Linked DNA regions of Homo sapiens: regions 2, 3 and 4 are each linked to region 1. A link is a loop called in an ENCODE intact Hi-C map of the cell type or tissue named here. Cell type or tissue: mammary epithelial cell. All regions are shown on one strand.

Evidence for each region. Hi-C counts contacts between places; a loop is a spot of excess contacts. Peaks named below come from ENCODE experiments on the same cell type or tissue, not always from the same donor. Only the 100,000 strongest peaks of a DNase experiment are listed, where the experiment ranks them.
Region 2: a loop joins it to region 1, with 7 times the contacts of the local background. A loop is called at or near these places in 6 of 110 quality-filtered maps.
Region 3: it touches region 1 in a loop (15-fold over the local background); 2 of 110 quality-filtered maps call a loop at or near these places.
Region 4: it touches region 1 in a loop (3-fold over the local background); 2 of 110 quality-filtered maps call a loop at or near these places.

The regions. Positions count from the first base shown.
Region 1 is chr1:48,865,971-48,873,970 of GRCh38, forward strand. AGBL4 (AGBL carboxypeptidase 4) reads right to left here. Exons shown (of 14, transcript NM_032785.4): 6 at 1,221-1,260. Among named protein-coding and RNA genes, the nearest start is that of BEND5, 93 kb to the left of the region's middle. In mammary epithelial cell, CTCF peaks have their summits at 3,755 (motif pointing left) and 4,826 (motif pointing left); a DNase peak (open chromatin) is centred at 3,661; H3K27ac peaks cover 786 bases.
Region 2 is chr1:48,569,083-48,577,082 of GRCh38, forward strand. All of the region lies in intron 11 of AGBL4 (AGBL carboxypeptidase 4), which reads right to left. Among named protein-coding and RNA genes, the nearest start is that of SPATA6, 100 kb to the left of the region's middle. In mammary epithelial cell, a CTCF peak has its summit at 3,753 (motif pointing right); no DNase peak of the experiment used is centred here; H3K27ac peaks cover 212 bases.
Region 3 is chr1:48,547,768-48,555,767 of GRCh38, forward strand. The region is part of intron 11 of AGBL4 (AGBL carboxypeptidase 4); the gene reads right to left. Among named protein-coding and RNA genes, the nearest start is that of SPATA6, 80 kb to the left of the region's middle. In mammary epithelial cell, a CTCF peak has its summit at 4,846 (motif pointing right); a DNase peak (open chromatin) is centred at 7,694.
Region 4 is chr1:48,672,969-48,680,968 of GRCh38, forward strand. The region is part of intron 6 of AGBL4 (AGBL carboxypeptidase 4); the gene reads right to left. Among named protein-coding and RNA genes, the nearest start is that of BEND5, 100 kb to the right of the region's middle. In mammary epithelial cell, a CTCF peak has its summit at 4,539 (motif pointing right); DNase peaks (open chromatin) are centred at 1,863 and 2,483.

The DNA.
Region 1 (8,000 bases):
AATGTAGATCATTCTATGGAATAGAGTAAACTTTTTTTGAACTAATTCTATCTTTATTCTTCAGAAGTCTCAAGCTCAAAGAGTTCTGTCAGGTATAGAACTATAGTAAGGTCACCCAAACTAGTGGCTGCACCTTACAGTTGCAGTCACTTTTTTATACCCTAGTTATGTAGACCAGATAATTGCTAGGATAGTGACTACAGAGGGCAATATCTCAGTCTCTTTGAAAGTGAGGCACTGGCCCATGGATACAGCATGGTAGGCTTTGTGGAGGGAAGGGCTGACAGAGTTCAGCCATGCTGGTTACTAATATATTGAAACATATCCAAATGTATTGGTAATTAGTCATCCCCTGAGACCCACAAACCTGCCGTATGACCACTGTGCCACACTAGCTCCTCCTCCAGAACCCCAACTCCCCACAGTCCAGTAACCAAAGTGTTAATGCCTAGCATAGCAGATGGCTGTTAAATATTTTGAATATCACCCATGGATGAAGATAACCACCACATCAACTCTCAAATGCTCACTAACCCTGCTGGCACCATCATCCCCATGATCATAAGACAGAACAGTACCTCTTTTTGTCCAACTTTGCCTTAAGTTTCCAAACCAGAGTAAAATACCTCTCTGAAAGAATTAAACTGCTCAGCCTCTTCTAGGCCAGATGTCAGCTATAGAGGGGAAAAAAGACCTTTTAATCCCATGGTCATGGTCACAGCTTTTTGGGTGGACCTGACCTTCCCTTAAAAGTGAGAGACAAAAGTTATCTTGACCCTCTACACAGCCAACCAAATCTGCTCACTTTCCCAGACTGGCCCAATCTTATGAGCCATCCTCCCTTCATTCTATGGCACCTTCCAAGCAGATTCTCCATTCCACATGATTCTAAAACTTATTTCTCAGGGACTGGGAGACTTCCTTGACACGTGGGTCCAATGAGTGATTTGGAGAGAACTTGACCCTAGAATATGCAGCAACATCCAGAGTATCAGCCCTGCCACCCATAGTCAAGAGGAGGCAGCACAGGGCTGGCAGGGAGAAAATAAACTGCCTGTGGAGCAGAGGGTAGGGGAGGAGAAGAATCATTCATGGTGCAAGAGTTCTGCCGTTCATTCAGGGAGCCAAAAGAGAAGGGCAAGAATTGCATTTGGATAGGCAACAAGGCATCATTCAAGAAATAAGGGAAAAGCAAAGGCAGAAGGGCCACGCCTACTCACCAGGGCTGGTTATCGTCAGGAGGTCAAGCTTTCGTTGTTGCTGCAAAAGAAAACACACTGTGAGGGCACTGATTTGAGCCAGAGCCAAAATTGTGCTTAGCAGGTCAGGGCGGACAAGCAAAGAGGATGTTGGGACATACTGCAGGGTAAATCATACGGAATGTGGTACTCACTTCCAATTCTGCAGAGAGGGTTTGTACCCTAGAGACAAAGGGGGATGGATGGGCTTTTTGTTTGTCTTTGGAAGCGTAGGTGGTTAGAGCTTAGAGGTCTCTCAGACAAATTATACCATACTTATGGAAAATGAGGCCCTGAGCAGAATGTGGCTCACCTAGAGCCACAGAGAAGGTCCCTTTCCAGTTTCCCAGTCATGGGCTCATTCTTCTGTACCAGATAGCTTTAGATTTCCCTTTGCTTATACTGGCTGCACTGGTTGAGTGTCCGATATATTGGCAATGCTCTTTGCCTTGAGTGCCTGTTGTACTGCCACCCTCCAGATACTTCTTTTTAACCAAGATATTTCTAGATTGGTTTCATTCTTAAGTCTGCTCATAATACTATAACAATTTCAATTAGTGATGACCAACCATTCCTTTTCTAACTGAATCCTTATCCTTTTTTACCACACAATATTCACACAGAATAATATTTGTCTAGCACACTAGGCTATAGGGATGAGGCAGCTTATGTTTGGAAGCAACTGGCCTTGGATACCCCAAAGCCTGAGGTGATCAATATCTCAAAAGGCCTGTTCCCTATTACAGCACAGCTACTGTCCTAGACTGGATGCCATGAAAACCTGAGGGTAGAGAAGTGGGTACAGGAGGCTGCAGCTGGTGAAGTGGTGAGCAGCCCTTCTAAAGACTTGAGTCAGGGTTCCTTAAGTCCCAGTCCTCCTGCTGACCTCTTTCTCTTTCCTACACTTGATTTTCCCTAAATAGTATTGGAAATCTCTGTTTCTGTTTTCTTAAAAGAGGTCCAAACAAATTCCATTTTGAGAGTCATTGCTCTAGATTACAAATTGCAGGAGCTTTCAATCACCTAGTATTTTGTGCAGTGGAGGCCTTGCTATATTTTACCTCCCCTGCATTTCCCTCTTTATCTTGCCTCTATCCAAGAATGGCTTCCTAAAATTCTGCTTAAGCAGAAAGGGGAAGGCAGAAACATTTTAAAATACTAACTGTGGTCAGGCACAGTACTAAGTACTTTGATGTATCAATTTTTTTCATACTCCTGGCAATTGTACAGGAGAGAAGGACATGATATTTAGAGGGGAGAAACTGTCTGTCCAAGACATCTTCATTAAATGGCAGGGTCAGGATTAAAATTTAGTCAGTTCTGATTCTGACTCTAGAGTCCAAAATATGGCAATGAATATAAATAATCTAGCATGATGCCTGGTACTTAAAAGGTTCTCAATAAAAAGATCTATGCAGTATTGATGTTGTTATTATTACAGAACATCTGATCCTTGGTTTATGTAAGATGGCTCTTACTTTTTCATGAATTTTACTTATTTAAAGTTCAGAGATTTGACCTGCCACGTGGGCAGGGACCCCCTAAATGTCCCCACCAATTGTATAAACTGCTTCTGTTTCATCTTCTTTCTTGGTAGAGAACCCACTACTTTTTTTGGTTAGACAGGTCTACTTTGAGCAAGGTTAAAAGCTGCTTCCTGATGACACAATCACTGTTTCTAGCTACTTCAGTCCATGACAATAGTTTGGAGAGCTGATGAAGATCTGTGTTGTCTTCTCTCCAGTCTAAATATTCCCAGGTCCTTTGTCCTTTACTCATAAGACCTGGTCTCAAATCTCCCTCTCCTCAGGGTCACCCTCCTTCTTCATTAACTTTGATCTGTTTCAGTCAAAATCTCTGTAAGATTTCTCTACCCCTTGCTTCAATGACTTCTCATGTACCTAAAAGGAGGTCCAGATCCCTCCAGTGCCTTCTCAAACACACATACCTGTTTTCCTGCCAACTCATAATTCATTCCAGTTGACACTTTCAAGCAAACAATGCAACTCTAAGATGTCACTAATCTACACAGTAAGAACATATCCTAGCACTGATATGAAACACCCACCCACGCATGTGGGCTAGAAGGAACGCTGGAGCCAGACCTTCTTCCTTCCCTAACACGGAACCAGGCCAGTGGGACATCTGGCTTAAGCTGCCTTTGCCAAGGTCAACCTATGTGGCTTGGCACTTTCTTCATACATAAGGGAAGAATCCATCATGTCCTTTTTTCATACACTTGACTTTGTGATGATCACAGTTGGTGAAGATGGCCTATTTGTCTGAAATGTATTTTTTTCTAATTAAGAACTATTGCTAAACGGCAACTCTGTGCCTAGGATTCTTTAAAGAAAAAAGGGAAGAAAAGCTGACAGAGTCAGACAGGCCTGGGCTTGTGTCCTGGCTTTCTGTCTCTGGCCTCAAACTTGGCAACTCTAAAATGAGCAAGTGAGACTGAAATGCCATCAGTGACTGGGAGCCAAACGCAACCAGGTAGTGTGCTTACAGGCTCCCTCTTCTGGTGTAGAACTCCCTGAGAACCTGTAGCCAGCACACTGGGGGCTCAAAGGACAGAGTCAGATTTTAAAAGGGACCACATTTTCAACTATCCTCTCACATTTTAATTTTCTGTGCATGTATCAGTCTTTCTCACTAGATGAGGAGCATCTTAAGGGCCTAGAACACCTATTATTAATTTTAGTAAAATCAGTACATGTCACAGAGTACCCCTCAGTAAGTATTGGCTGAACTCAACTGAACTAGTCCCCAAATCCACAGACATTATCCTTTCAAACCTCCATGCCTTTGCTTATGCTATCATCTCTGTCTACCCTCTTGAAATCTTCCTGAAGATTTCAACCTTCCTGAAGATTTCAACCATGGAAACCTCAAGATTTCCATGAAGTCTTCTTTGAACACCACCTCCCAAACCTAACCACTTTATCTCCCTTCCTCAGAACAGAATTTCACACTTTGTTCTTCCAATGCATCTTGCAAAGCCTATCTCACTAGGATCCTCAAGTAGGATCCTAGTGAGAAAGACAATGAAGACAGTATCATGTACTGTCTTCCTTGTCTGTCTTTGTCATGTACTGTCTTTCTCACTAGGAGAAAGTATCATGTACCGTCTTCATTGTCTGCCTTTCTCACTGATCCTACTTGAGGACAGGGCTATGTCATTTCACCTCTGTGTCCCCAGTTCCCAGAACAAAGGTCTGGAAGGAATGTTTGATGTCATCTAGCTCAAATAAATGTTTCAACTATGCTGTTATGCCTCTGCAATGACCCTGTTGATTAGGAATTAATCAGCATGGAGAGTAAACATGCTCTTTCTTTTCCAAGACTTTTCCCCTGCTACATCTTTGGGGTTCTTTGCCTTTAAGATTTTGCTCCTGCCATGTCTGTAGCCAGGAATACTGTCAATCCATCTCCTCTGGGAGGGTTTCCCTTCTTTACTGTTGCCCAGAGCATTACTATCTCTCCCCACTCCTACAGCTCCTACTGTCTGTACCACCTCTGTGGTGATAAATTAACACTAACCTGGTGATAAGCCCCTTTAACCCACCGATCACTGACATATGTGTGCACCACCTAGTGGCACAAGCAGATATGCGTAGGCTGTTGTTTTAACCTCTAGCTCTTAAAACAGGATTACAAAACCTGCATGTTCTAGGTGCAAACGAAAACAAAAGTGTATGTTCCAGAATGACTCTGCAACAATTTTTAGCTAAGAAACTGGAATATTTAAATAATTCCCTCAAAGTCATTCAAAAATAAAAGGACTGAAATGAAGTGAAAATTTTCCTTACTAGTCTACCAGGCACAATCATTTGAGATTGCCAATGAAAACTATGTGGCATTTGTAAAAATAGAGCACATGGTTTATAGAATTTGACCAATAATGTACAATCAGCCATATACAGAGAGGGGCATGTTGGACATAAAGAATTACCAAATTATTATAATTGGTTGCCAACTGAGAGAGATAAGAGCCTTTAATATGGATGGTAGGATAGGGAGGAAATGAAGCCAGTAAGGTAGGTGGCAGGTTTAATAGGCAGACAGGGCCTGATGACTCTTGAACCACTTTCTGACCAAAAGCTACAGTCTAAGGAAGGCAGAGCCTTCACATGTGTAGTAGTGGTTGTGTGTGTGTGTGTGTGTGTGTGTGTGTGTGTTTGTGTGTGTATGTGCGTTTGGGGTCGGGGAGAGGACATTCATCTCAGACAAAGAAGTTCCACATTTGGATGGAGGAGAATGCATCCAAGTGTGCCTGTGTGGGATTCTATGGACTACTGAAGGAATGTGGGTATGCCAGCGTTGGATCAATCAGGAGTAGATATGTGGACTCCTGGCTGTGTATGACCCCTGCATCCAGCCTTCCCTGATAAACATGGTGCCCCATGGACATTCAGAGGAAACCAATTTCTTTGCTTAACCACTGTGTGGTGAATGCTGAGTATGACCTCATAAGGACAATGGAGGGTGGGGATTCTAAGGTCAGCAGGAGTAACCTCTGAATTGGGTATCCAGGGATTGCCAGAGTGTCTATAGTGGATGCTTGAGGAATTGTCCACCAGCACCCTTGCTCCAGGAATTATCCATTATTCCCCCATGCATCGAGTGAATGCTGTTATATTAGTACCATGTCACCCCACCTCTAGTCACAGTGGACTTCTCCAAAGGTAGAAGTCCTAAAAGCTGGGCTAATTAGACACCTTACTCAAGAACTTTGGACCTTTTCTGGATTCAATTATTCTCTCTGAAAACTATAGTTGTCCTAAGTTAAAGAACCTATCTTTAAAATTTTCATAATTATGAAAATCACACATGCTGATTTTTGTCATTTTCCAAATTTCCAGAAAATTCAGAGTAAAAGTAGAAAAATTGCTTTGAGTCAACTGCAACCAAGAACTGGGAATATTTCCAGAAAATTCAGAGTAAAAGTGAAAAGTAATGAAATCCTACCACTGAAAGAGAACCATAGTTAATATTTTGGTGTATTTTCTTATCATCTTTCTCACTATGTGTATATATTTAATGATATTGTATTTATATATAATAAATGAAGTACAAGTCTAATCCTGTGCAACATTATGTTCATATAATTTTTCATCCCAGGCTGCATCTTTGTTTTGAAGTAGGAGAGTGTAAGTCACATATATTTATGGTCATAGCTAATACATTTGATCTTACAACTGTGATTTTGTTTCTAATCTTTTTCTTTTCAGGGAAGGTAGCATTAATCAACAAGATACCAGTAGGATAAACACTTGCTTATTTTGTCACAAGGAGCCAGTTTGAAAAGCCCAGCTACTGCAGCCTACCAATATAGATAAAGCCTTCTGAATCTGGGAGACTCTTCAGGCAATATTCAACTTAGAAGATACTCTTTTATTTTTTCATATCTGAAGCCCCTATGATTGCAGTTACAGAAAGCATTAAAAACAAACAAAACAAACAAACAAACAAACAAACAACCAAGAAAGCATTCTGAAGAGTGCTGGATTCAAAATCAGACAGACAAAGGTGAATTCTGATTCTATAACCTCTGAGCTCTGTTATCCTAGGCAAGTTATTTAAGCTAGCTGGCAATGAGGTACTCAGCCATAAAAAGAGCGTACGCCAACCCCCAGGGGCCTAACAGGAAGGCGAAGCAAAGAGAAAAAGGAAGAATCACTCTAAACGGGGGAGCAACAGGCAGAGTGGGGGAATGCACTGGTTGAATACTAGGATTTCCGAGTGCTGGCTACATCTCTGTGTCACCTCAGGCTGAGCCTTTGGGCTTCTCACTATCTGGTACCTAGCCCTTTACTATGGCCTCTTAAAGCTCTCCCAGTTTCTAGTTTTCTTTCCTACAGGTCATCCTCCACACTGCAGCTGGAGTGAGCTTTCTAGAATGCACATCTTAAAACTCATCAGGATTCCTATAAGACAAAATCTTAGCCTTAGGTGGCTTTTGGAGGACTTCTATAACCTGGCTTTTGCCTTCCATCTCTTGTCCTCTCAGACTCTGAGCTCTAGCTATGATCAACCACTTCTGGTTGCCAAATTTGCCGTGCTTTCGTCATTTGCCTTTGCACATGTTGTTCCCTCTAATTGGAACAACAACCCCATACCCAAACTAGTGAGGAACTGTCTAACTAATTCCTGCTTGTTATTTGGCTCTTAACTCACGCTACCTCTGCTGTAAAGCGTTGCTTAACTTGCCAAGGCTGTGCTAGATCGGGTCCTTCCCCTGTCCTTCCCCATCAGAGCACCATCACATTGTATTTCCGTGACCTCCTCACTCCTCCATCCTCTCTAGTGGTTGTGTGAGTTTCCTGAAGGCAGGCGCTGTGCCCTCTTTATTTCTCTCCTCTCAGGGACTAGCCTAGCACCTGACCAACAGATAATGCTCAATTCAGATTTGGTGATTACTTGCTCCCAGGATGGCAACTAAACAGGGTCCCACTGAATTGGTCACCAAAAGAGGTCTTTAGTTTTACCCCTTGTCTTCCAATAGGCACACATCAACATACCCATACAAAACTCATGCACTACCCCCATAATTTTTGTGAAAACTCTATTTCTGTCTTGGGGACCCAGGAATTGGACCACAGAGAATTTGGCCTTCTTCATCTTGATGGGTAGTTACGAGTCTATGGTTAAAAATTCACTTTTCGTTTTGGTCACGACTGCATTGCAATTACCTCCCAGAATGAGAAGGGACGTGTTGTTCTGGGAGCTCAGTGGCTGGTTTGATGTGTGGGGTTCTGCGTG
Region 2 (8,000 bases), 300 kb before region 1:
GTCTCTGTGTATGCTTTGACCCTGGGCCCATTAGGGTACAGCTCAAAACCCTATGTCTAGGTTATAACAGACCTAAGTCACACTGAATAGAGTCGAAGGTCCTTGACCCATCATCCATACTTGTGGTTGCAGTTTGAGTTCATAGAATGTCTGATCAGGGAAGAATATAGAGACTTCTTCATTCAACTGCACCTTAAGGGAAGAAGCAATGTCTTACTCATCTTCGATTGCCAATGCCCAGCACAGGGCATGTGACAGAGTAGGTGCTTGGTAAATATCTGTTTTGTGTTTTTCACTCTCACACTTTCACAGGTAGAAAAGTGAAAACCCAGAGCGGGAAAATGGAGTTACTGAGTTACACAGGCTGTTTCTGGTAGTCTGGATTCCAGCCTGGTTTCCCTGATTTCCAGGAGCCCAGAACCTAATGGACTGTTTCTAAGGCCTTATTTCTTGACACAGACCTAAGGTTACATGAAGTAGGTCCTTACTAACTTCTTCCAAATCCTTCTTAGAACAAATTGATGGGTCACTGGTGGGTCTAAACATGGATAAGGTCATGTTGCTTTAAAGCCATGAAGTCAAAAAGCAGTGTACTGTGGTAGCAAAAGAGCAGGCTTTGGAGGAGGCCGACAGACCTGGGTTTGCGAATCAGGAGAAATACTTGCTATGTGACCTTGGACAAATCCCCTAATTACCTTGAGCATCAATCTGCCCCGCAACCCTCCGCCATCACCAAATGGGACCATAATGCCACTCTTTTGGGGTTGTAGTAAAGATTCATGCTAATATGTGCCATTTACCTAGAACATCTTAATCTCAGGTGGTCAATCACTTACAATGAAGTTGTGTTTTCAAATTGTACTTCAAATCTGGCCTGCCGCACTTGCCATCACCTTTGGAGATTGTTTGCCCTTACAAAGACTTCCAGTCTAGATGCCCTGCCATCCTGGTAGTTTAATATTCACTGTGCTGCTGCTCACTGTGGAACAGCCACTGACCATAAAGTTTGACATTTTGAAGATGAAAGTTCTTTGAATTAGTCATGCACATGTGAAGTCATTGTTCCTTCTTGTCCTGCTCTGGAATCTAAAAATGACTTTCAACAGAGCCCAGTAACTTTCCCTCAACAATCACCTTCCGGTGAAGAGGTATGGAGGAGTTTAGGCCAGGTAGAAACTCTCAGTCACTCAGAAGAAAACCAAAGCAGAGTGAAGGCAATGTGCACCACATTTGGAGAGAGGGGTCTGTCCCGCCACAGCTTCGCAGTCTGCTGCCTCTTTGAGGAGCAGTAGGGGCTGGAGGGCTGTGAGAGGTGGGACAGGGCAGGTGAAATCTCACAGGCAGTCTGGATGTGAGGACAGGAGGAAGAACAGTGCTGTGGAATCCTGGGGCTTTGGGTTCAGAGCTTGGCTATGCCTCATACAAGTTTGGTGACTCCAGGTAAGTTAATATCGTGGGTTAACGTTTTTTTTTTACTTGTAAGATATAGTGACTGCTTCATAACGCTGCCATGAGAATTAAAGAAGCCATAAAGCACTTAGCACAGTATCTGGCACATAGTAGGCAAACAGTAAATCTGTCTCTTCTCTCGAGAGATTCCCAGCTTTCTAAAACTCAGGCGCCTTCCTCATGCTGTAAATGTTGTGCATTCCCAGAATCCCAGACATCCACTCGCACATACTATCACTAAAGTGCTTAGCCAAGGGGATGTGTGCTTGAGATTTTCCAGTCTGCCTTAGTGCGTATAAGTAGGGGTCGACTACAGTCACACTTTCTTATGAGGGAACTCAAAAGAAGAATCCTCTTTTGCTTTAAAACTGGTCATCTGGCTTCGTGTGCCTCTGTAGTGGTGCAGACAGTTCTCCATCCAGGCAATCAGATGGCCTCCCAACCACCTGGTCAGCAGATCCCTGACTTATTGGGATCCCCATGAAGCGAGCACACAGAATTGTAAGGCGTAATAATAGATATCATCCCTTACCAGGAGCCAGTCACGGTGTTAGGTACTGACATGCATTAGCTCATTTAATTCTCACCACAACCCTGAAAAGTTTGTACCATTACTTGTATTCAACAGATAAGATATATGAAGTTCAGAGCAGTGAAGTAACTTGCCCAAAGTCACACAGGGCCTGGAAGTGGCAAAACTAGGATCTGAAACCAGACATGTATGATTTCTGAGTCTGAGTTCCCAACCACTGAGCCACATCAGCTCAAATCCCCGCATTCCTGGCCTTTGCCTGACCCTGCACCACTTAGTTGTCCTGGCTTTCTCCATAGCTGGGCTGAAAGATGTGATAGTCTCAGAGGATGGTGTGAAGGATGCACTTTACTCACATTTGCCTTGGTGTAGTGTCTAGCTAGACTTCAGACAGCTGCGTGCTTGCACTGTGTTTTGGGACTGTGCCCTTGGCATTCATCAGGGGACACTATGAGAGGCATCCTCATGACACTCATGTTGGCATCTGCTGAAGGAATGCTCTTGAAGCCAGAGGCCACTGCCTCCTACTGGGCCCCCACATGGATTCCCAGGTGAGATGTTTCTTTAAGAGCTCAGGGCTAGGAAATGCCTTTCATTGCTTTATTGTGGCAGGTGCTTTTGTTATAATTTACCACAAGTGATAAATAAATGAGCAAGCAAATTAAAATAACTGGCCCATGGACACATCCACCAGGATGTCATGTGGGCCTCGGGAGATTACTTTCTCACCACAAACCTTTCCTGTAGGACACACTGGGAACAGAGACTCCTCTGGGCATGCTGACAACCTCTGGTTGTCCCTTAACTCAGTTCACAGTTAATTCAGCCCCTCATCAGACACTCAAACAAGAAGCTACTCTGTCCTCTCTTGGGGAGGCAGAAGTGACAGACAGTGAACCCCAAAAACAGTTCCTTCAAGGTGAAGGTCAAGTCCCCAATTTATGAAAAGCTCAATAGGTATTACACTATTTGAATCTGAATCTGAACTATGGTATGAGGAATGGGGAAAGTGAAGGAGGGAGAGAGGGAAGGAAGAATTGGAAAAGAACAAAAGAAGGAGGCAGCAGAGTGGGGCTGAAAGGGATATGAGGAAGGACAGGGACTACCGAGCCCCTGCCCAGGTCAGAGGCCACTGTAAAAGGCACTGACACAGGTCCCCTCATTCAATCCTCAACATCAGTTAAGGTGTCAGAGCACAAAGCATTGCTCAAGGTCATCGAAGTGGAGAATACTTAATTCTCCACTTAAGAGAGGACAGAGTGGCTTCTTGTTTGAGTTTCTGATACTAAATATGTATTTAGTGCAATGCATTTCCACTATTCGCCTTGAGAGAGGGAGCTAAGGCGGAAGAAAAAGAGAAAAAAAAGTGGAAGAGGTGGGAGGAAAGAAGGGAGGTTGGGTGGGGGGAGAAGATAAAAAGTGGAGAAGGTAAGAGAGGGTGTAATAAAGTTATGTGCAAATTGTGTGTGTGTGTGAGTGTGTGTGAGTGTGTGTGTGGGAGAGAGAGAGTCAAATAGAAAGACAAAAAGACAAAAATGAAAACAAAACGGGGAATGAAAGAGGAAAGAGAGATGACCTATCAGGGAAGAGGAATGCTATGCAGAGAGAGACCTGGGAGAACTGAAGGGGGGGTGCGTCTCCTGTCTCCAGCCCCACAAAGATAGCTCAAGCCCTCCAGAGCATAGGTCTTAGCCCTGACAAAGGACCAGGCTGCCTTCCAATCCTCGATGTGGAAGGGAGCCTCTCACAGCAGCCATGCACCCTGGGGGCCAGGAGAGGGCACTTCAACCTCAGGCAACTGCAACAAAGCCGCAGCTTGTGGTCCCCCAAAGACAAGTGGCAGAGGGAAGGAGCTGGAGAGAGTCCAGACTGTTGCTCAGTTCAGTGGGTTACCAGCCCTGTGGCCAGTATCCTTCTGATGGAGCTAGGTTCTGATGCACATCCCTACTAACACAGGCTGGGAATTAAACTGACTTGGGTCCTCTGTGGCTGCCTCTACACCGGCCCAGCGCCTCCTCTAGGCCCTGCCCCTGCCCCTTCCCTATTCTAGATCTTTCTGTCCAATAGAGCAACATGCTTCCAACTTCTCCCCAGCCCCCTCCTGCTCTTCCCCTTCACCAGGAATCATCCCTTCTTTGAGTCCAGGGTGAAACGGTTTTCAAAATCATTTCTCGCTTACTATGCCATTTGATCTGCCCGGATATTTACAAGGTAGGTGCAGTAGGGAGAGTGGGAAACTGGCACAGATGAAGTGTCAGCTGTCTACATTCACATTAAAAAATTAAAATCACTGGACTTTCCAGTTCTTAAATTCCATGATGAGAACCCAAGTGTCTTAACTCTTTATCATAACATATTTCCTCAACACCAGACTAAGGAGGGCTAATATATGCTGTTTCTAGCAGAGCATCAAATACCAAATCCCAGTCACAGACTGAACCCTGGCTTTAGTCACAGATCTTGACTGTAGACTGAGTCCTGAGACTAATCCTAAATGAATTTGTCCTGGTAAAATTTCCAAACTATGCACGTGAGGACAGAGATTTCTATTGGGGTATCAGAGTACTCTGAACACACCTTTAAGAAAGCTGTTATTTAAGAATCTGAAGAACCTCTTAGGAATCTTAAGAACCCTTCATGGAAGTTTCCATGAAACCTATAATCCAAACAGATTTCATCTCTTCTGATAACCTAGGAATTTATTATTCAGATTTCATCCAACTGGGTACTTGGCTAGTAATAATAATAATAAGAGCATCGTTTATTGAGTGCTTATTATGTTCCAGGTAATCTATTAGGCACCTGAGAATTTGTTTTGCTTCCATCTACTCAAAACAACACTGTGAGGTAAATATAATAATCATTGTTACAGATGGACAAACTGAGGCTCAGAGAGATTAGGTCACTTGCCTAAGTTCACACAACTGGTAAATAGCAGAACCGAGATTTGAACCCAGGTCAGCCTGGCTCCAAAGACTATGCTTGCTTCATTCTATTATTAACGATGGCATCTGTTATATCTCAGCTATTAGCTTCTCAATCATATGGCTGATTTCTTCAAAGAAAGTGTCTTTTAGTGGAGCAATCAGAGGATTTAATATCAGAAGAAACAAGTTCAAGCTTCTGTGAGGATATTGCCCCACCACCTATGCACTGTTCCACCTGGACAGGCTTCCTCTTAATCCAATTCTGAGTTTCTGTACTTCTAGAGGCTGAGACTGGTCCTGGCTTAGGATACGAACACAGAGACAAAATGCACCTCCTTCTCTGACCCTTGAATTCCTTGTTTGTAAAATAGAGATAATAATACTCATCTCTACGGATTGCTGTGGGGATCAAATGAAATGATGGTTCCGAATACACTTTATACACTGATGAATGCTGTTTATTTCTGGATGGCTTACCCAGGTCTTGGCATTCTGCAGGAGCTTCATAAATACCATAAAAATATGTATATTTTTTTCTTTTCTTTTCTTTTTTTTTTTTTTGAACTGACATCCAAGCATCCTTTACCTCCTCTCTCTCCTCTCCACTGACTCATGGCCAAAACTGCATGGATTGAGAGCAGTGGTCCTGACCTCCTCCTCCCTCTAAGTTCCAACTTGCATCCCTCCCAGCCACAACTCCCACCTCCTGTCTCTTGAGACATATCAACAAGCCAAGCACGGCCACAACCCCAGCTAAAGGCCCTTGTCTCAGACAGAGTTGGCAGCTGCCTCCTCTTATTGGCAGCACATTTATCATCTTAAGGAAAATATTGATGGATAAGAAATCCCAGACAGGCAGCATGTCTTGGCTGGGCATGCAGCCTGAAGTGAGGTATGAGATGCTAGTTTTAGCGTCTTTCTGAAAGAAAGGGAGAGTTTGTGCTCCTGTAGAGAATGGCCCTGTGGCCCCAGGGGTCACAGCAAATCCTAAGATGACCATGTCCTACACGTAGTCGATGTTCAATAAATGTTATATCTAAATTAAATAAACCCTTTGAATGAGCCTGAAGGATGGAGGCCCTTTGTCCAAACCCTTCATTTTACAAATGGGATCTCGGGCAGGGTAGTGATTTGCTCGAGATCACAGCAAGTCAGCAGCAGAGACTGGATTAATAAAGTATGTGGCTCATGAATCTCACATCAAAATACTGTCCAATACCCAGTATTCCACTAGGAGATATCCCAAACTTCTGGCCAGACAGTATGATCTGACAAACTGGATCTGGGCTCCCGAGGGGAATCAGGAGGAAGGAGATCCTTAGATTTACTTTCAGAGCCGATCTCCCAGGAACACATCCTTTTAAAGATGAAAAGAGTTAGAAGGGCAGGCGGGTGTTACTTGGTGAGGTGCTGTGGCATTTACTTACGATATGTTCACCTATCTCCAACTGACCCCATTCAACTCATCCTGCCCGCTGCTGCCACAGTGACCTCCAGGCAGCACTGGTGTGGTTGTGGGTCACTGGTGCTTCACTAGCTGGTTCCCATAGCCTTCTCCGGCCTCATTGCCTCTCACTCCCTAACTCACACCCAAGGCCCAGACATGTCCACAGGAGGAAAGCAGCTCTCTGGACTGGGCACAACTAGTCTCTCTGCCTGCAGAGCACTTTGCTCCCTTCTCATCCTTCTAGACTTGGTAAAAGTGATGGTGCTTCCTTCCTGCACCTCCTCCCACCCCTTGATCCCCTCAAGGTTAGGTTAGATGCTTCTTTTCTCCATGTCCTGTGTTCCCATCTGTCACAACTGTCCTGCAGTCACTCTCCTGCCCATCTCCTCCACCACCTGGGAACCTCACCATGCATAGGCTACAGCCACTCAGTTCTGCATCCCCAGAAACCAGCATAGGGCCTGGTACAGCATAGGTGCTCAGTGAGTGTAGCCTTGGATTCCAGACCCTCCCTGTCCTTATCTTCCCCACAAAAGTTCAGAATGGAGCTATCTCCCACTGGCTCTTGTTCTAGCCTCTAGAGCCACAGAGAACAGATCTACTCCCTCTGCTTCATGAGAGCTCTTTAGAGCAGGGGTCCTCAAGCCCCTGGCCATGGATTGGTACTGTGGCCTGTTAGGAATCAGGCTGCACCGCAGGAGGTGAGTGGCAGGTGATGGATCATTATGACCTGAGCTCCTCCTCCTGTCAGAACAGCACTGGCATTAGATTCTCATAGGAATGCAAACCCTATTGTGAACTATGCATATGAGGGATGTAGGTTGTGCACTTCTTTTAAGAATATAACTGATGCCTGATGATCTGAGGTGGAACAGTTTCATCCTGAAACCATCTCCCCTCCTAACCCTGGTCCATTGAAAATTTTTCTCCCATGAAATCGGTCCCTGGTGCCAAAAAGGTTGGGGACTGCTACTTTAGAGATTTGACCAAAGCATATATGTAGCCCCTAAATGTCTTCTTGCCAAAGAAAATATCCCCAATTATTTTTACCAGTTCCTCATATATCATAGCTTTGGGTAGGGTGACCAACCATCTTTGTTTGCTAAGAAATGTCCTGGTTTTGGCACAGAGTCCTCTGTTTTGGGAAACTCCTCACTCAGTCCCAGGCAAACCAGGGCAGTTGGTAAACCTAGCTTTGTGTTCCCTTTCCAACCTGATGCCTCAGGACCTGTGCACCATTTTATCAATATTCGACATAGAGTAGGGGCCAGAAATGAACACACAGTTCCCAGGGTCGTTGACATAACAGGGCAAAGAAAGGCCAACACCTCCTTACTCCCCAAATCTATTTCTGTGAATGCAGCCAAAATCAGCTTCAATTCTGGCAGAAGGGTAGTGTGGTGGATGTGGGAGTTGACACATTGCCCTGTTGATCAATATCAAACTTAATAGTGTCAGTTAAGATGCCTAAACCATTTTACTGCACAGGAAACCTCATTTCCCCAAATCATTACTTCCAAAGCTGCTTTCGTTTTATTCTTTTTACTCTAAAGGCAGAAATGACTCAACATCTTTGTTCCAATTATTGTCCAATTAAGCCCCCCTCAAATGTTCCAGGCGTTCATGCATTCAACAATTATTTATT
Region 3 (8,000 bases), 320 kb before region 1:
TCCTCTGTTCTCCTGTCTCAGGGCCTCAGATCTGGGGCCTTGAGAGTGCACACAAGTGGGAATCAAGAGACCAATGTGGTTTTCATCATTAACTAGCCATGTGACCTTGGGCCATTTCCCTTCACTGGGCCTAACTTCTCTGTGGGTAAATGTAGTCTCTTGAGTCCTTTTTCAGTTAACATGGTACATTGAAGCAAAGCCCTCAATACAATAAGCTTATGAGAAATCCCATCTGCATTCTTTCACTCACAAATATTTAGGGAGAACTGACTATGTGCCAAGTTATTTTAGACACTTGGGATATACAGTGAACAAAACTGGCAAAGACCTCTGTCTTTATGGAGTTTAAATTCTAGCTATGGGAAACAAGCTGTAGACCTAATAATACATGTGTAAATTATATAGAATGCTGGAACGTGATAAGTGCTATGGAGTAAAGATAAAGAGTAGGGTAAGGGGAGTGCTGGGGCCAAGAAGAAGATCGCAGCATTAAGTAGAGTGCTCAGAGAGGCTTCCTTGAGAAGGTGGGTGGGAATGGGCTTGGGGGAGGTGAAGGTGCTGGCCAGCACCAAAGCGGAGTTAATCCTCCTCATCTGAAACACAGCCCTGACCAGTCATTTCACAATTAGGCTCTTGCTAAATCCAGCCCAATCCCAAACTGGGGATAATAATCAACCTCAGGGACGAGTCCTCCCTCATGGGGTCAGGAACACCTTTTTCGTGGTAATGGCTGTTTTCTGTCTCCAGGTCCAGGTCCTCTTCACCTCCCAGAGCAGCTTCGGCAGAGACAAGCCTCACACACATCCTCCCGCCTGGCCTGCGGCCTCCCTTCCCTGTCCTGCTCCTCCCCTTGTGGACTCATCTCTGAAGCTTTCTCCATACTTCTCACTCCCTGCAGCTCTTCTAGAACCCTCAGCAAGCTCAGCTGGCCTGACTGCATTGAAGGGTGCTGAGCTCTGCCCCACTTCTCAGACACAATAACCCACTTCTCCTTTCCCCCTAGTTGTGGGCCATGGCAGCTCTGATTACCATCTCCATTTTGCAGATGAAAAATCAGAAGTCACTTGTCTGATGAGTCACATCAAGTATTGGCGCAAGGAGGATTGAAACCCATTGATTTATTCTCTCATTTGTTCATTTATATATTCATATTAAGTGGCTTCTATGTGCCAGACACTGTTCTAGGAGCTAGGATACAACAAAGAGAAAACAGACACATCCCTGTCCTCATAAAGGTCTTTTCTTGCCATTATCCTGCTTCCAAATAAGAAAATTGAATTCCTACCTGCTCCCTGTTTGGAAACTCCCACCTAGAATTCATTTTCTGCTCATACTCCTGCCCCTCCCAGCAACAGATGATCACCATTAAAGGGGGAAGATTAATTGTGCAGAGGGATAGGCCAAGGAAAAGTGATTTCTCTTTGGTAAGGCTGACAGCACTGCTAGAATATTAAGAGGCACCTGCCTAGGAGCCTCTAGGTAAAGCTAGAAGAAAAATGTGACAATGAAATATCTTTTGTCTCTGCCTGCCTCACCAATCCTCCCACAGTGTCAGACAAGTGCATGACTAAACAGGTGAATCCTTCTCTGAAGTGCAGTGTGGAGGCTGCAGATGCAATTGCAGAGTCCTTTCCCATTGCAGGCAAGTCCAGAGGCACCCCCTAGGTAAGAAGACCTGTGAAAGAGAGGAGAGGGAGAAGGAGAGGGAGAGGGAGAGGGAGAAAGAGAGAAAGAGATAGAGAGAGATGGATTAGAGGGTCAGGGAGAGACAGCAGGAGAGAGGAAGAGACAAAGAGGCCGCAGAGGCAGAGACCAAAAGCGAAAGAGATGCAAATGGACAGGAAAATACAGAGAAACTGGTCAGGATGAGGCAAGAAGATAAGGAGAGAAGGATAATCAGAGAGGCTGAGAGAGACTCAGGCTTGAAAACTGAGGAGAAATGGGGTGAGGAGCAGAGAGAGAAAAACAGGGAGCAAATGACAGAAAAGGAAAGAATCAAACTGAAAGAGGTGTGAGAGAGATATAAATGTAGGCAACAGGAGAAGGGAGGGAGAGAGGGGAGAAAGGCAAAAGATAAGACAGAAAGAGACAAAAGAAAAAAATGCAGAGAAGCACAGCCGCAGAGGACAGACTGTAAATGAGATGCATAAGACTGAAATAGAGACAGGAACAGTGAGAGAGACTGAGAAGGACTGAGAGAAGAAGGTGGAGAGACACAGATAGGGACGGGAAGGGAGGCCTCTTTTTTGATGGGTGAAATGCAATTCCACAGAGTAGGTATTTCCTGAAAGGCTCACTTCACGGAGGATGCTGGAGATGAATGCTTATACGGAAATTGTGAGAAGAGTGTCCAATCCATCACAGAATGAATTAAAGTTTGGGGTAACTATAAGGCTCGAAATTAGTTTTCCATTGCCACTGTAACAAATCACCACACACTTAGTGGCTTAAAACAACAGAAATGTATTCTCTCAGTTCTGGAGGCCAGAAGTCAGAAATCAGTTTCACTGGGGCCAAAATCTAGGTGTCACAGGCCTGCATTCCCTCCACAGGCCCCGGGGAGAAAACAGAGAAATAGTTGGTTTCTGGTGGCTGTTGGCATTCCTTGCTTTGTGATCATATCATTCCCATCTCTGCCCCCATGGTCACATTGCCTCCTCCCTCTTCAGTGTATGTCAGATCTCTCTCTGCCTGTCTCTTCTAGGGATACATGTGATTGTATTTAGGACCTATCCAGATAATCCAGGATAGTCTCAACCTCCCATCTGAAGAGCCTTAACCATAACATTTACAAAGACCTTGTTTCCATATAAGGTATTATTGATAGGTTCTAGGGATCAGGAACCGAATGTCTTTGGGGGTCATTATTCAGCCTATTCCACACTGCCTGAGATTTCATCTGCTTAGCTAAGAGCTGGCAGATGAAACATCCTGGCATACCCAGGATGAAGGTGCTGGGTATCAGGGGTGGAGTTCTGGCTCTGTGTAAGACACCTTGCTGGGTGCTCCACCAACTCCACCCCACCTGACCTACACATGCAGCAAGTGGATTTACCAGGATTCAGACCCAGATATGTCTAATTTCAGAGTGCTTTTTGCTGGCATTATTTGCTGCCTCTCAAGGGCAATGTTGCCTACCGTACTTCTTAAACATAGTAAACCTGCTCCTCCTCTTCCTCCACTGCTATTGCATTGTTCAGATCCTTGTCTCTTATCTGAACTATTGCTTCAGCATCCTAATTGGTCTTCTGGCTTCCAGTTTCTCCCCATTATTGCTGAGAATGATGTTCTCACAATTGCTGACCTTGTCACTTCCTGACCTACAACCCTACACTGATTCACTGTCACCTCCAAGGTAAGACCTAAATTCTCAGATCTGGCTTTCATGGCCTTCCATAAGCTAGTATAAGCCTTATCTCCTGACACTGTATTCCGTTGTGCATGTATTTAGAAGGCCAGGTTTAAAGTCCAAAAAGCATGGGTTTTAATCCTGGCTCCTACATGTTTAGCTGTGTGAACCTGGGCAGGCTATTTACTGTCTCTGAGCCTTAGTGTCCTCATCTCTAAAATACATAATGCTTCCTACCTCAGGATTATTGCATTGATTAGAAATTATATATCCAAGATACCCAGTACAATGCTGGTATGCAGTAGCTTTTTTATTATCATTACTACATATGAAACTGTCATCTCCAACAAAGTATGAGCTCTTCAAGGACAAGAGTGTGTCACATTCACATTTGTTTCCAGAGTTATTTAGCATGTTAGGCCTATGAACAAAGGTAGGGAGAAAAAGCAAGACAAAAACAAATCAAGATGAGAGAGAGAGAAAGAAAAGAACAGAGAGACAGAGACGGGGAGAGATGAAGAAACTATTTGTAAAATTCTGTGTTTTCTGGACGTTTGGTATAACATCTTGTAGGTTTCTTCCATGCTGTGTGCCTTGGTTTCCTCTCCTGTAAAATTGGCGGGCAGTTGAACTAGATGATCTCTAGTTCTAATTCTCACTCTCCGCTCTACCCTGGGAAAAACGTTTCCCTGGAGCAGGGGATATCCTTTCTGACCAAGCAGATGTGCAGCAGCTTTATCAGGTGTGACAGTGCTGCCCATCACCCTAATGGGGTCTTTTGAAGAGAAGCCAAGTTAGAGGCTGGTGGGCTAGATCAGATGGAGATCTGACCTCATTTTTAATGTGCCTGATTCTGGATGAGATAACCTTGGTGGGTATTTGGACTTCAGACCACATTAGGCAGGTTGCTGTTATTCATTCACTTGTTCATTCATTATTTATTTTTCATTCATTCATTTATTTTTGAGATGGAGTCTTGCTCTGTCGCTCAGGCTGGAGTGGAGTGGTGCGATCTCAGCTCACTGCAACCTCCGCCTCCTGGGTTCAAGTGATTCTCCTGCCTCAGCCTCCCAAGTAGCTGGGACTACAGGTGTGTGCCACCATGCCCGGCTAATTTTTGTGTTTTTAACAGAGACGAGGTTTCACCATGCTGATCAGGCTTGTCTCGAACTCCTGACCTTATGATCCGCCTGCCTCAGCTTCCCAAAGTGCTAGGATTACAGGCATGAGCCACTGCACCCAGCCTCATTCATTATTTATTACTCATTGATTCATTCAACAGATAAGTTATCAATCACCTCCTCTGTGCTGGGCCATGTAATAGGTATACAGAACATTCACACTGGCTATGTAGAGTAAACAAAACAGGAATGGCTGTGCTCTCAATCTGTTTATAGTCCAGGTACTATTGACATGTTTGGCTAAATGATTCTGTGTTGTGGGGGCAGCCCTGTGCATTGTAGGGTGTTTAGCAGCATCCGTGGTTTCTCCCACTAGATGTCAGCAGCACCCACCTCATTGTGACAACCAAGTGTGTCTTCAAACATTGCCAAACACTCCCTGGGGCAAACACACCTGGGGGTGAGAACCACTGGTCTAGTGGTTGTACAGTATCTGGTGGAGATACAGCAAGTGACATGAGAGAGGTGGGCAGGATCTTGACTGGGAAGGGTCTTGGCTTCCCTACTTAGAAAAAAGTAATCCCTGAATGGATCCTTGGAGACAGGGAAGGGGAGAGGGATACCACTCACAGGCTGCATTAATCTAGTAAGACGGTTATCTAATCACCCTCCTCATTACTTTGGCAGGGAAGAGTGTCCTCCCTCCATTTCTAGCACACCTCAATACCCGAGATGCCTCTCCCTTCTCTACTTGCCCAAGACTGCTGGTATTTATAGCTTGTCTGTCTAACTCAGACCCACTTCTCACTCAAGAGGGAAATTAATCTCTCTCTCCAAATCCCACACTATCACTTGCCTCATGGCTTCCTCATTCCCCTGCTCCTCCAATCCAGGCACCAGCAATTTCCCAGCAGTGCCTCCCTTTCCCCACTGACAGTTGACCGTGGCTCTGAAAATTGGCTCTTGGAATCAGCTGTGCCTGCCCAGCTGGGCCCCAGCTCAGCAGTGCCTGGGACTTTGATGCAGTTCAACCTGAGAGGGGGCTCTGCTTTTCTGAGAGATATTCAGCTCCTGCTTGTCTCACATATATTTTTAGAAGCTTCAACTGGATGCACAGTTAAAAATGAGACTGAAGACCAAAGTAAATATTTGCATAGCAGGATCTTGGAGTGGCGGAGAAGAGAGAAGGAAGAGAGGAGTTCTGATGGGCCTGGCTTCAGGCCTCAGCTCTGCTTCTGAGTGGCTGCACTTGCTTGGAGCAAGTCTCCTTTAGGTATCAGTTTTCCAATCTGTAAATTTGGAGGAGGGACTGGCTTGCCGATGTTTTGAAACATTTCAGCTCCGATGTTCTGTGAGCCTCTATATCAGAAGGGCCATTAAGGGGTTCCTGAACCCTCTGATACTACTGACAAACTGTGTAAATTTTCTGGGAAGAGTATTCATAATTTTCTACAATTTTCAAAAAAAAAATCAGCATCTTCTAAAATGTTAAGAATCTCTGCTCTAGGTCTGTGGATAGAGATAATTGAGTTTATCACCAACTTCCTGGTAATGTTCCTTCTTCTCATTTTCTAACCTGTTCCCTTGTTATAGTCTGACTCTTCTGCGATTAGTGAGAATCTGGCAGAGTGCAGGGGAGTAAAACCAAGCTAGACTTGAAATGGAATGAACAATATGAAGAATCTATCCTGAGTGCATCTGCATTAACTTAACTAGAAAACCTCAAAGAGTCCTGTGGCCCAAGTCTGCTGCAGCGGTCAAAGAACAGTGCAGCAAAGAAGATCCCTAGGAGGTAACTGCAAAACTCAGCTGAAGTCTGGGCCATTCTGTGGGTGAGAATTGGGGTTCGGTCTTTTCCTGGGAAGCATCAAATCCTGGGCTCAGAACTTAAAAGGTCCACTAAAGGGTTTGCTGGAGGGACAGGACATGGGGTCCTCTACCTTTAAAAGAAGCCCACTCCCCTGCTCTTGTGTCTTCACCCCTGATTAGGCCTGAATCTGAAGCACTTACATGGATTAATGGAATGAGCAATGTCCTGTGAATCAAGAGACCTATATTTGAGCAACAGCTTTCACCAAATGCTGTATGCCTTGGGCAGGTCACTGACCCACTCCTGGGCTTCAGTTTCTCCATTTAGACAATAAAGAGGAATTGGCTTGCTTCACAGTTTCACCAAAGAATGACTATTATTATAGTGAAACTCCATTATAATATCTCATTATTGGTCATTTCCTTGCATTTATTCCTCATTTTGAGACATCCTTGTTATATTTCAAGCAAAACAGCAATGAATCCCATGCCTAGGAAGTGTGTGATTATAAACTTAAATCCCAATCTTTAGGACCCTCATGGTTCTAACATTTTATGATTTTTTTTTTCTGCTGTGATGTTACTTTCTTTTTAACTGTTGTTTTGAACTTAAAACTTAGGGAATGAAATTAATGTTGATGACCACGGACTATTTTCCAGGTACTGTGCTAGTTTCATTTATTACAAGCAAGGTAGATTTTGGTATCCTTGTGTTATAGGTTAGAAAACTGAGGTTCAGAGATGTCACCTTTCTAATACCACTCAGTTAGCAAGCGGACGGTTAGGACTTAAACTCGGGTCTGTCCTACTACAAGGCCTGTGGCTTGAAAAATTATTTTTATGCTATAATTCTTTATTATTTTAACTTTCTTAAAATTAATTCATTTATTCAATATTTATTGAGTATCTGCTGTGTAAGGTACTGTGCCAGACGCTATGGGTTTGGAGATGAGAAATCAGTCCCTGTTCTTGAGCAGCCTTTAGAGAAGACATGTAAATAAAAGTTGCAAGTTAGGGCAATGACACTATGGCAGGGGAAATAAGGGAAGTCAGGGTGCAAAAAGTGGGATTTAATATTGGAGACACCCTGGAAGCTTCTCAGAATAGGAAACACCTGAGCTGAATTGAGGGGGTAAGATTGTCTTTTTTTTTTTTCCTGAGATAACTCTTTATTAAACAAGTTAGTCAACAATTAATTGAGAATCTATGATGTACCAGATACTTTTCTAGTTTCAGGAATACAATTGCATACAACGACAAACTCTTATAGAGCTCACAAGGGAAGAAAGGCAGTAAACCAACCAACAAATACAGTATAAGATTGAAATCCAGGTGACTGGAAAAGTAAGACTTGGCCAGGTAAAGAGAGTTGAATGGCATGAAACAGCATCCTGAATAAAGGCAGAGGCATGTGCAAGCATGCTGAGGCATGATGATCCCTTTGAAGATGTTTGTCACGGCTGGAATATCTTCTAAAAGATAAAGAAGGAAGCAAGAGAAAAATGCAAGCACAGATCATGAGTGCCTTGTGTGATGTTATGAGTATGAACTTTCTCCTGCAGATAATGGGAAGCCAGGGGAGGGTTTTAAGAGACAGAGGCACAATGCTCAAATTTGGTTCCAGGGTGATTTCTCCTGTGGCCCTGGTGAAGTGGGATTTGAAGGGGACCCAGACTGCAGACAGGAAGAATGGTCCTGGTCCAGGGAGAATGGTGAGTTAG
Region 4 (8,000 bases), 190 kb before region 1:
TTTGAAATTTGTATTGTGAGGGCTCAGTACGTTGCCCGGGGCTGCCAGGCTAGTAAGACTCTGAGCTGGAATTTGAACCTTCTCTATCTCAGGAGACTAGTCTTTCTTTTGACATTCCCAAGGGGAAATTTGATTCCCCAGCTATACTAAAGAGATGTTATTCTGTTTGTACTTATGTGCAGGCACCTGCACACATCTGCGTCTGACTGAAACTCCTACAAATACCTGAGGTTTTGTACAAAGTTATTAGAGTTGAGGTGCAAACAGAAATTCAAGTTAAATGGTTTGTAGCCTTGGAAGGACATTATTAATACAATTTCCCCAAGCAGAGAACTGATATATATGAGCACTCCAAGAGCTTCAGGAAAAGTTTCCTTGTAGGCCTGGGAGTAATGTGATCCTGACCCTGAGTGGAAGATCTGTCTTGCCCAATGCTGGAGGAACTCAGATTTGAAGAGTGTTCTTTCTTTCCTATTGAGATCTTCATTGAGTTGTATAAAAATACCACTTTCAATCTCAAATCCCCACTGGCATTTTTATATAAGCACCGAAAATGCTACTGGGCTTTGGAGATTTCACTTAATGAAGGAAAAGTATTTCTATTAAAGAGTGTAATTTTTTTCTCTCTCTCAACATGACATCTTCAGAGGAGCCAGAGAAGCTGAATTGTTCTGGGCTGAGAAAACAAACCAATTGTTCTGGGCTGAGAAAACAAACCAACCCATGCCTTGCCCACGAGTTTGTTAAACAGACTATGGAATGGCGACAGCCAAGGAAGGCAAGGAAGGGTCAGTCATGAGGGAGAAATAAGAGTAATGATTCTGAACCAACTCCCATATGCCCAGGACTATACAGTTTATGAAGCATTCAGGTACTCAACAGGGAGATTACTTCTGTTGCCACTGCCCAAGCTCAACACCGCCCCCATTGCATGTTGTCTGAACAACCACAGAAGCCTCCTGCTGCTTCCTTCCTCCCCTGTAGCCCATTTTCTGGCGGATGGATCTCACTCCCGTACTCCCAGTCCTGCAGCGGCTTCCCCATACACTCGAAGTTAACCCAGGCGGTACTCCCTAGCCCGCTTGTCCCCTGCCCACCTCCCACGCTCGCCTCTTACTGTTGTTTCACCTACTCATCACACCTCCTCACACCTTTCTAGTTTCCTCACACCTCTGTCCAGAGGACGCTCCTGGGTCCTCGGAGCTGGCTCCTTGGGGGCATTAGCTCCATGGCAAAGGGAACTTTGTCTTGTTAATGGCTGTGAATCCCTGCCATACATTCACGCTGGCCGCATATCTACCATGTCAATAAAATACAGCTATCGGTTATTGAGTGATGTCTGCTGGGGAGAATGAGGACCAGAGGAATAAGACTCAAGAGGTGGCTGGGATCAGCAAATTGTCCAAGGTCATATAGCTGGCAAGTGATGAGAGCAGAGTAGACCCAGGTCTGGTTAACGTTAAAGCTGGTGTTCCTTCTCCCTCACCCCAAGCCGTCGTTCACTCACAGAGAGGCCACAGAATGCTGTAGGTGGGCTGGGGGTGTTGGGCGCGTTGGGGCGGGGAGGGGGGGGATGGGTGGGTGAGCATGACCTTAGGTATGGCTGTGCCTGATTTAGAATTCTAGCTCTGCGACTTACTAGCTGTGTTGTCTTGGGAAAGTCACTCAACCTGTGAGTGTCTCAGTCTCCTCATCTGTAAAATGGGAATAATAATATTCATCTTATTGGGTGGCTGTGAGGACTAGATGAATTAAAATAAAGTACTAATAACGGTGCTTGTCACATGGTAAGTCCTCAATTAACTGTGGCTATTATTAGTCATTCTACATGTGTTTCTTGAGCTCCCAGTCACTCCCTCCCCCAGGAAGCCTGCTTCACCCCCAGGCAGTGAGTCACTCTCTGCTCTGTTCCCTCCCAGCCCCTTCTGCTATTATAGCAATTGCCCAGCAGTATAATAGTAATTTGCTTCTCTTTCTGTCCCGCTTTTCCCCTCTGGTGACTCTGAGCTTTTTGGGGGCAGAAGCCCTGTCTTATTCATATCTTCCTGGCACTCATTTTCTTTGTCTCAGACAGAGAAGGGCATTTTGACATGGTTGTTTTGATGTAACGGTTTTGAAATGGCTGCATCTAAATGTAAAATTGGTTTGGAAAATTACTAGGTACTGTGTGAAACAGACCCCCCCGCCACACCCATCGCATGTTGGATCTTCAGTGTCCTTCACTCCCACCAATTCCTTACTGTTCCTGCCATCCTCATCCCCAGCCTTGACCCAGAGCCCACCCTGAGCCCAATCTCTTCCCTCTCTCCCCTCCCTAGACCCCCTTGACAGAAGCGGAGCTCAAGGATGGGGGAAATTCTGGGATGAGAAGAACTAGCCTGAAATGTCTCCATGCCACATTATTTGCTAATGTTTTTTTAAGAAGTTGAAGGTGTGATGGTTTATTTTCTCAGCTGTGTCAAAATGTCCGCATATCAAAATAGGTGAGTCAGAGCAGCCTCATCAACGTGGCTGAAACAAAAGGACAATGTCAAAAAGATATGAAATCTGCATGGGAAGCCACCTGGCATGCAATAGTCCTCAATAATGGATTTTAAAACATCCATCATTGTAAGTGGATTAACAAGCAATCAGCTACACTTAACACCAACTCTCCTGTAGCAATTACTTTTTGTTCCAGTGAGGAGGATTCTACCACCATAAAAATCAGAGGAGTTAAGGATGCTGTCTGATATCACACAGCAGTCACAGAACAGTGACCATTAGAGCTGAGTATGGTCTAATTAATGTCACCATTTACAACCAAGACTCTAAGACAAAAAGTGATTTGACCAAGGTCTCACAGTGAACTGGATTTTTACATGTTAGATCAGAAACATTTGAGCAGTTCTTATATAACTTCTCCACCCTGTGCCCTAAATTCTAGGCCATGCCATCACCAGCGAATGGAATCTTTCTTGAATAAAATAAATTATAAAAATTTAATTCACAGGATATGTTTCCAGAGGGTGTTTTTATAGAATGCCATTATGTGCTCCTCGAAAAAACTCCTAGGATAAACCTGGATTCTTTCTACAAATTCTACCTCAGGTTATACCTGGGGTACATGGAAGTAGAGCTGGACAGACCTGGGTTTGAAGCTGTATGGCCTAGGTAAGTGGCTCCGCCATGGTTTCATCAGAAACTAGGTAAGGAGAGATGTATAAATCACAGTGCTCCACAAAGGTAGCTTTCAGTATTACTGATTTCAGAAACCTTCAGTCCTACCTTCCACCTTCTGGCAGAGCCATTCATTTAGAAAGGCTTGAGTGGGGGGTCTGAAGGTCTGAAGGTGCTGGCAGGTGCTGCAAGTGTGACCTGAGAACCCAGAGGTGAATGAGCATAATGGTAACAAACAGGGACTCAGGCACAAGCGCAGTGACTGCGCTGCTCTCTGAGTGTGTGAGCCCAGGCAAGTTACTTCACTTCTCTGTGCTTCACTCTTCTTGTCCATAGAATGTGGATCATAGCAGACTGTCTCACAGGAACGCCCTCAGGAGGAAATGAGGTTGTATTTGTAAAGCACGTAGAATAGTGCCTGCCACATAGGAAATCTGATATAAATGTTTACTGACTAATAGAAATACCTGATTAAGAACACCCAGTCAGGTGCTCTGCGTCTGCAGAGGGGAATGCTCATCTTGGGCCCTCCCTGGTGAACCATCCTGCAGAAACAGGCTCCTGTGGACAGTTCCTTCACGCTTTCCCCTAGGTATGTGAGGCTAATACACTGGCAAGAAACACGGTTTATTTTCTGTTTCTTAACCCTGGCTGCTTATTAGAACCATGCAGCAGCTTTGTAAAAATACTGATGCCCAGAACACCCCACTGACTGCCCCCACCAAGATTCTAGTTCAGTGTTCTGGGGAAGAACTCCAGCAAACTGTTCTTCTAATTTGCATTGTGGCTGCAAATTGTGCAGCCACAAGGAGAAGAGGACCAGTGGTCTAGTGTGAGCTTGGCCCAGGCTCTCTGCTCCCTGGGTCTCGGTTTCACCATCTGTCATAAGAAGGGGCGGAGCTAGGTGGTCTCTCAGTCCCCTCCAGTTCTAAAACACTTAAGCTCAAGAGGATCAGAAGCCCCAGTAAGTGGCTGGGGCTGGCTCTGATAACACCACTTTGGTCAGAACAACAGGCAAGGGTGTGGGGTGAGTAGACAAGAGAACATGCCTACATCAAGCAAATAATTTTTCTCAGACACAGTCTTTTCCTTGGAACAGGACAAGAAGTACCAATATAATAGACGTGCAGTGTCTCAGGGAACTCACAAAGCTTCCTGCAAGTAGATTGGATTTGTAAGAAAACGTAAGCTGCATGCATGAGGAGAAGGAGAAAGACATTTTTCAAAGGATGAAGGAAGAGGATTAACATATTCGCCACCACAGCAAAGAAGGGGTCCAAATACATGCATGTCAGGGTACAGATCCAGGCTCCTAGGAGGGTAGGAGAAGGGAAAGGAAGGGAAATCTCGGTGGTTGAGCACCTGCTCTGTGCCAGGCGCCAGGGGGCGCATTACTTATATAAGCTCATTGGATCCTGCCAGCCTTGCAGAACGGCTGGCACTCTGATCTCTGTCCTGCAGGCAGGTTAAAGAGCTGTGCCACTGGCCCCAGTCCACATGATGAGCAGCTGCGACGTCAGTCTAACTCCAAAACCCTGCGCTCTTCCCTGACAGCTTGATGCCTCACTTATCCAGAGCTTCCTGTCCTTGTAACGTCACACACCCAGATCACAGCAAAGAGCCAGAAGGAAGCAGAAAAGCCCCTAGAACAGTGCAAGCCAGACACACAGGGACCACAGTCAGGGTCCTGTCAAGCCTCAGGAGAGGCCTCCCAACTTTTTGGGGACACTAGGGTGATGGGGAGATACCTCCGGATTTCTGGAAAGAAGGGGCAAAGCTCATTGTTAGAGAGCTGGTCCACAAACACAGAGGGATGCAGAATGGGAACTGGTAGGCTACTAGGAGACGGGGGCCCTCCCAGGACACAGTTTCTGACTGCCTGACACTACGAACACGTCATCGAAAGGAAGCAGGTGTCAGTTGGCTGTGCTGCCGAAGTACCTCGGGAGCTCTGATGGGGCAGTGACAAGCCCAGCCTGTCTGTCAGGGACAGGGCAGCCTGACAGCGCTAGGATGGTCAGGCCTTCTCAGCACAGCCAGCACCACGGTGGGGTAACTGCACAGCTGCTGGCCACAGCCAGGGGACCTGCCCTCACCCATCCCGCCGCCCCCGCCCTTCTGCCCCACCTTTGCTCTCTCCAGTTGCCTTGTGGATGTCACTCAGCTTCCCCTCAGCTCTTGATTTGAGAGAAGGGCCAGGGATCATGCTTAGGACCAAACTGGCTCCACAGCACCCCTCTCTTTACTTAAGGGACTGAGGGGGAGAACAACACCTGTCAGAAAAATCCCAGTCCCTTCCACTCACACACATCTTGAGAATTTCCCCGGAACCCATGCCCTCTCTTTGCTCAAGGTCAGAGCCCTGACCACAGCCCACAGTGGACTGAGCTGACCCGGGCCAGATTGGGATCTTAGCTGTCTCCCTCCACACATGCCCTCTTTTGGCACATAGTAGGTACCCCATATGTGAATGTTGAAGTGGATGGAGAAGCCCAGCCTGCTCACTTTAAAGCCATGCCTTCAAATAGCACCCAGTGACTAGCTCTTGCGTTTTAATGGTGCAAATGTGGCAATAACAAAGGTGGTAAATGTCTATTTGTCTTCCCATCTTCTAGCAAGGCCATTCTCCAGTTCCTGAGTTCCCCATGGTGTCCTTTCAAAGCCCTTCTCTTTAATGCCAAGTGGAGGAGTTCCAGACAGCAATTTGCATTTTCAATTCTAGAAATCATTAATATTTTAAAGCTGCCAGCACCATGGTTTATTAACACACATTTCCTACCTGCTACTGTTAAAGGGAAACTTTCTGTTTGAGAAAATTTGAACATGGGGTGATTTCCCAACTTTGGTTCAAACTCTGCTCTCAACCCCTGCTCTTAGGACCACATGGTCTAGTGTGGGAGATGGATATGCAAGTTGACAGTGGAATTCTGAGTGCTCACTGAGTTGATTGAGGGAAGCACGGGGTACTGGGGAGCCCAGAGGGAACCCCCTGGCTCAGCCTGAAGGGTGGGCACAGGGTTCTTAGAGGAGGGCTTCTGATTTTAGGGTAACATTTGTACAGATTGTGGAAAGAATGTAAGAGAATCAGAAGGCCTGTGCATAGACACTGGCTTTTGCAACTACTTTGAGTTGTCTTGGCAATAGATTGAGGTTAAGATCAAGGGTCTCTGAGTCAGACAGGCCTGGGTTCAAATTCCAGCTCTGACACCACTGGCTGTGCAGCAATAATCATGGCTAATATTATTTGAGCTGTTACTGGGGTGTCAGAGAGAAGGCTGCCTGACAGGCCTAGGACGATGAAGCCTGCTCAGTACAACCAGGGCCACAGTGGGGGTGATCTCAATGGGTGACCACAGCCGTGGGAACCTGCCTTATCTATCCTCTCCACCTCTCCCTCCCAGCCCACCTCTGCACTCATCAGTGTGGGTGATTTCTTTTAATTCTCACAACCACCCTGTGGGGTCATTCTTGTCACCCTCATTTCACAGAGCAAGAGACTGATAATCAGACTCACTTGCTCCAGGTCACATGGCTAGCCAGTGGATAAGCCAGGATTTGATCTCCAAGCACTGAGTTCTTCTGCTCCTTATTCCAGAGGTGGTTGTGACATTAAGTGGCACATCTACATTAGCACGGCACTGGCACAGGTCATGCAGTCAGCAATGGTAGCTACTATGTTGCTTTTATCACCTTCTAAAGCCCAATTTGTTAGTCGCTTTTCCAATAAGCCCACCCTGATCTCTGCGGCCAGAGGCCGCCGTGTGTCCCAGCTCACGGTGCTTAGTAACTGCTGTCCTCTGTGTGCTATACCTCTCCTGTGCCATGGCCACCTCCCCTGGGGAGAGACTGCATCCTCTCCCTTTATGTTCACTCCTGGCAACCACCACACTTCTTGGCACATTGTAAGGCTGCAGTCAGTGTTTGCTAAATGGAATTGAGAGAAAACACTGTCAGCCAGATCAATTCCCAGAAGAAATGTTTTCCAAAGGTCTTTAGTCTGGGCACATCAATATAAAAATGACGCAGCTATAATTTGCTTTCAGATTCAGACTGGGAAGATGAACTTTAACCCTGTCAAAAAATGAGAACAAATTAAATTGAAGCACAAAGTCGTTTCCCTTGTTCCAGGGCTCTGGATTTCTAATTAATGTGCAGCACAATTCTGAAGGCTGCAAGGGGATCAGTAAGATCGTGTCCGTTACCTTGCAAACTGAGTAGAGCTCAAGATAGAGCTTTTTGTTTGCTTATTTGTTTTCCTTTCCTGGGATGTATTGTGCTTCTTGTGGTACAGGTTCATAGATGAGAGCAATCCCAGGCGATCAGAAAAAAAATGATTGCTAGAAGCTGACCTTGTACAAAAGAACACACAACAAAACAGCTCTCAACACAATCACTCCCCGACCCTGTCCCAGAGGATAGCAGCTTAGCCCCAGGAAGTTAGAAAAACCACAACGAATTTCAGTGGCACATGCTGAAAAGGTGACGGCCACCTTGTGGCAAGGCCGAAGAAGAATTCCCTCCGTGACTAAGTGCTGATATTTAACTCAGAGTTTTGGCAAGGCGGCTCTGGGGATTTGGCACCCAAGGCTCTGAAATATCAATATATGTTCGGAGACTGTGGTGAGTGACAAGGATCTCATTCAGGCAATAAAGGGGCAATCAAATTAAGTTACCAGCTAGGAAAGGAAACTGACCTTGAACAAAGGGCGAGAGTGCAACCTGGGGCAGAGCTGTTTCCAGGAGTTGGCCACTGCTCCTGCTTGCAGGTAATAGAGAATGGGGCAATGCTCTTCAACCCGTTAATCCCCAAACTTGCATGAGTGAGAGTCACCTGGTGTACT